Linked DNA regions of Homo sapiens: region 1 is linked to region 2. A link is a loop called in an ENCODE intact Hi-C map of the cell type or tissue named here. Cell type or tissue: IMR-90. All regions are shown on one strand.

What was found. Hi-C counts contacts between places; a loop is a spot of excess contacts. Peaks named below come from ENCODE experiments on the same cell type or tissue, not always from the same donor. Only the 100,000 strongest peaks of a DNase experiment are listed, where the experiment ranks them.
Region 1: a loop joins it to region 2, with 9 times the contacts of the local background. A loop is called at or near these places in 4 of 110 quality-filtered maps.

What each region holds. Positions count from the first base shown.
Region 1 is chr7:136,113,898-136,116,397 of GRCh38, forward strand. All of the region lies in intron 1 of LOC105375523 (a long non-coding RNA gene), which reads left to right. Among named protein-coding and RNA genes, the nearest start is that of MTPN, 140 kb to the left of the region's middle. RefSeq lists a silencer at 1,457-1,566. In IMR-90, a CTCF peak has its summit at 1,539 (motif pointing right); no DNase peak of the experiment used is centred here.
Region 2 is chr7:137,591,178-137,593,677 of GRCh38, forward strand. All of the region lies in intron 12 of DGKI (diacylglycerol kinase iota), which reads right to left. Among named protein-coding and RNA genes, the nearest start is that of PTN, 250 kb to the left of the region's middle. RefSeq lists enhancers at 1-260, 1-1,093. In IMR-90, a CTCF peak has its summit at 1,284 (motif pointing left); DNase peaks (open chromatin) are centred at 564 and 1,254; H3K27ac peaks cover 1,157 bases.

The sequences.
Region 1 (2,500 bases), 1.5 Mb before region 2:
CTTTGGAGGAGAAAAGGCAGTCTGGTTTTTGGAATTTTCAGCCTTTTTGCACTGGTTTCTCCCCATCTTCGTGGATTTATCTACCTTTGGTCTTTGGCGTTGGTGACCTTCGGATTGGGTCTCTGAGTGAGTGTCCTTTTTGTTGATGTTGATACTATTCCTTTTCTGTTTGTTAGTTTTCCTTCTCACTGTCAGGCCCCTCTGCTGCAGGTCTGCTGAAGGTCCCTCCAGACCCTGTTTGCCTGTGTATTGCCAGTGGAGGCTGCAGAACAGCAAAGATTGCTGCCTGTTCCATCTTCTGGAAGCTTTGTCCCAGAGGGACACCTACCAGATGCCCACCAGAGCTCTCCTGTATGAGATGTCTGTTGGCCCCTACTGGGAGGTGTCTCCCAGTTGGATACATGGGGGTCAGGGACCCACTTGAGGAGGCAGTCTGACCTTTAGCAGAGCTCGAACGCTGTGCTGGGAGACCCGCTGCTCTCTTCAGAGCCAGCAGGCAGGGACGTTTAAGTCTGCTGAGGCTGTGCCCACAGCTGCCCCTTCCCCCAGGTGCTCTGTCCCAGGGAGCTGGGGGTTTTATCTATAAGTCCCTGACTGGGGCTGCTGCCTTATTTTCAGAGATGCCCTGCCCAGAGAGGAGGAATCTAGAGAGGCAGTCTGGCCGCAGCAGCCTTGCTGGGCTGTGGTTGGCTCCACCCTGTTCAAACTTCCTTGTAGCTTTATTTACACTGTGAGGGTAAAAGTGCCTACTGAAGCCTCAGTAATGGCGGACACCCCTCCACCCACCAAGTTCAAGTGCCCCAGGTCGACTTCAGACTCCAAGAATTTTTTTTCTTTTTTCTTTTTTTTTTTGAGATGGAGTCTCAATCTGTCGCCCAGGCTGGAGTGCAGTGGCGCAATCCCGGCCCAGTGCAACTTCTGCTGCCCAGTGATTCTCCTGCCTCAGCCTCCCAGGTAGCTGGGATTACAGGCGCTTGCCACCACATCTGGCTAATTTTTGTAGTTTTAGCAGAGATGGGGTTTCACCATCTTGGCCTGGCTGGTTTTGAATTCCTGACCTCGTGATCCATCCACCTTGGCTTCCCAAAGTGCTGGAATTAAGGCATGAGCCACCCTGCCCAGCCTGGCAGTGAGAATTTCAAGCCAGCGGATCTTAGCTTGCTGGGCTCCGTGGGGATGGGATCCGGTAAGCTAGACCACTTGGCTCCCTGGCTTCAGCCCCCTTTCCAGGGGAGTGAACGGTTCTGTCTCGCTGGCATTCCAGGCGCCACTGGTGTATGAAGAAAACCTCCTGCAGCTATCTCAGTGTCTGCCCAAAGGGCCGCCCGGTTTTGTGCTTGAAACCCAGGGCCCTGGTGGTGTATACACCCGAGGGAATCTCCTGGTCTGCAGATTGCGAAGACTGTGGGAAAAGTGTAGTATCTGGGCTGGATAGCTCTATCCCTCACGGCAGGTCTGGAGAAGTTTTATCTCTTTCTCCAGTGCTGTGCACTTCCCTCGGTGGAAATTATATTGGGTTGTGCAGTTCACGCTACCGGCCAGTAGGTGGCACTTATGGGTATGAACCAGCTGAGCGCTGTACTATGCCGTCTGCTGAAGTTGTGATGGGCCCTGCAGGTTGACTTCCTGGCCTTTAAGTAGCGCTTGCAGGTGAGAGGCAATTGCAGTGATGGCAGTAGAATTTTTTCTTGGCCTTGGTTGAACAGGGGAAGTACTGGGCTGTCCTTGGCGATGGGCAGGGTGTGGGGGTCTCAGGGATACCATTCTGTGCTCTGCTGAGAGCAGCTGGAGGGGGCAAAGCTGGATGTGGCTGGGTTGGGCAAGTCCATTATCAGCCTCTCTGAGGCCGACGTGAGCGCTGACCTTGGTGGAGGCATAGGGGTAGCTCTCAGGCTGGTAGGACAACCTTTCAGGAAGGGACGAAGAAGACCCTCCTGTGCCACAGAACTTGCTTAGGGGAAGAGAAGTGGACCGGGGTTTTCAGCCCAGCAGGCAGCCATGGGGCCCACACAGTTTAAGCTCCCCTGATCCAGTGAGTCTCCCTTTCACATCTGGTCCAGCCAGCAAGCCTGACCAGCTAAGTTCATCCCAAGCTGTCTGCGCCCAGATCGCTGAACCCTACTGGGCATTCCAGGCTGCCAGACTCCCTGAGGGGGAAACTGCAGCTATCAGGCCATGCCTTTCCCCACCTGGCCTTGCAAAGGAAGGGGTGCCCAGCTCCCACACCACTGCATGAACCAGCACCACACTCTGTGTTCTGATAGTGGGGGCTCCTCCGCTACTCAAGATCAGGCCACAACTGTTAACTCAATGCCCCTGGGCGATGTGCTCGAATCCTGGAGAATTGGGACCTGGCCCTTGGATTTGTCCTCTGGTCCCTTGGGGCCAAAGTAAAGCTGGGATGGGGGAAGTGAGCTGCTGGCATGCTGCCAACACAACGCTTAGATGGGGCAGTGGAGGCTGTGCTGGGGGTATACTCCTGTGGGAGTGGCCAGGCAGA
Region 2 (2,500 bases):
GTACACAGTGTGTGAATGTAAAGGTGCTTCGCCTCTCATCAATCAATTTGCTTTATGAACCGGATAAATAGATTCTTTCTCCTTTTTTCTGTAGCCAAATGATCAAATATGTCATTGTCTCCTGAATATAAGCAGAAAATCTTGCATTTCATCATTCCATCACCCTTGGAGTCATCAAAGGCCTCCTGCCTTTCACAGCACAGATTTTGTTTTGTCTTGAAATTCTCCCACAGACAACCAATATTAGGCTAATAGTTCTCTGGCTGAGGTGGGTCTATATCGCCCCTCCACAGCTCCTGAATAGTTTTTTTCAGCCAGCAGCTCTATCAGCATTCCCCAACAGCCAGCATTCCCGGAAGACAGCACAGCGCAGAAGTGTGGGGCACCGAGCTGAGCGGCAGGGAGCTCAGCTCCACCACAAATTGGCTGGGTGAGTTTAGGCAAGTCATTTAATCTCTCTAAGCTCCCCTCACATCTGTACAGCAAGAGTAATAATAATGCCTGACTTTTAGAGTTGTTTCATCAACTCATGTGTAGACATTGCTTAGCTAGTGCCTGACAAACAGGAAATGCTAAACTAACATTAGCTACTATGACTCAGCTAGATTTTGCTACCTCTTTCCAACCTTCCTCAATAAAGGCCCAGTTTCCTAGAAGAAAAATGCCCTCTTCCCATTTCTCCACTTAAAGTTGAGCCCTGAGTTTGCAAATCAGCCCCACCTTCAGCTGCCATCAAATCAGAAAGCGTTTCTTTTGCAGACTGTAAAGAACAGTAAAAGCAGAGGTTCCCTGCAGTAAAAAAGGGGCTATAAAAAACAAAATGGAAACAAATACACACTTACAATAGCAGGAGACATTAAAAATCTTGGGAAACAATCTGTGTCTTTGTCCTTAGAGAAAAACTTTACAAAAGATCTTAAAGCTGTTACTGGAAGCTCTGTCTTTACAGTAATCCGGAACCCGTTTCCACCTGAAGTCCAGACTGCACATTGAAAGGTTCTATGGGCAGGAACTCTGCCACGGCTTTCGTATTTTCCCAAATCATCTCCACCAGCTCACCTAGCACCCTTTCAATTAAATTATTTAATTAACTGCAACTTATTGCACTTGGTATATTTTCCACCAGAACTGAAGAAAGTTATCCTGATTGGGCCTAATGATTTTCCAGCTTGCAAAGTTCTTTCCTTCCTTCCTAGGAAAAGCAGGGCTGACAGATTGAGAACACCAGGTCCTCCGCTTTGTCCCTGAGCAGCCATGCACAGCAGCAGCTGGTCAATGCTGCCACCATCTGTCCGTTTTTAGCATTAGTTGTCACTGAATGTTTACCAAGTGCATTTTGAGCAATATTTTCATTCTGCAGTATACTAACATAAGGGGTGGCTGAAGGGTGGAGATGACAGCAAACTGATATTTTCTTCCAAGAGAACAGATGCACGTTGCGCTGCCTTGTAGTACATGCAGGCCAAAAAGCGAAGGACACTCACGTTTGGAAATCAAAGGAAAACAAGAGTTTTGCTGAGCTCTGAAAGAAAATGACCACACAGTATTGGATGACTGGGGGACCCTTTTGAATATGTGCACAATAATTCTTCCTTTTGATATTTTAATGTATGTTTGCACTTAATAAAGCCAACATGTGTTAAAAGAAATGTGCTTAAAATTAGCCCAAAAGAAATCAAGATAAAAATCAGAATATGACCTTTTCTTGAAACAATATAGAATCCACACTGAAGGTACACTGTGTGCTTACTCAGTGAGAGAGGATGAAATATAACTAGGCTGAGGATGAATGAGGAAAGGGGCTTAGGATGAGGGATTGTCCCTATCAATTAAAGGAAAATAATACTTCCTTCTTTGCATTGGCTGTGGTGAGTCAGGGCATGGGGATGTCTACCATTTGGGATGCTTTTTCATCTAGAAAAGCCAATAGAACAAGAAATAAGCATGAAGTGGATGGCTGGAGTCAATTTAATGTCAGGCCTTTTGGAAATAATTAAAATGGTTAAAGGTGGACTTGCAGATCCAGCCAAGTTCACCAAAGTCAGGAGCCAGATAGATAGGGACCATGGGTCACACACCTTAAGGAACCATAATGAGAGTACGTGAGCCTCAGGAGATCAGTTCATGTGCTCGTCAATATTTCAGCAGGGTGACAGCCATTAGGAGTTGAATAGGTGTCAACGTGGCCAAGGAAGTGAGAAAATACAAATTTATCACATGACCAAAGACAGGCTATTTCTCATTTATAAACATGAAGGTTTGAGATCATTCTTGAGTGAGCTGAATTTATTGCAGCCAAGAGATCTGAAAATGGGATCAGACCATCTGACAGCTGTAACTATGTGACAGCCTCTGAACTGTGCAAGCCAGTAACAAAGAGACTACACCTGCACTGTCCAACGCAGCAGCCATTGGCCACATGTGGTGATCCAGCACTCGAATATAGCTAATCCAAATTGGATGTGCTGTAAGTATAAAATATATGCTAGATTTTGAAGAC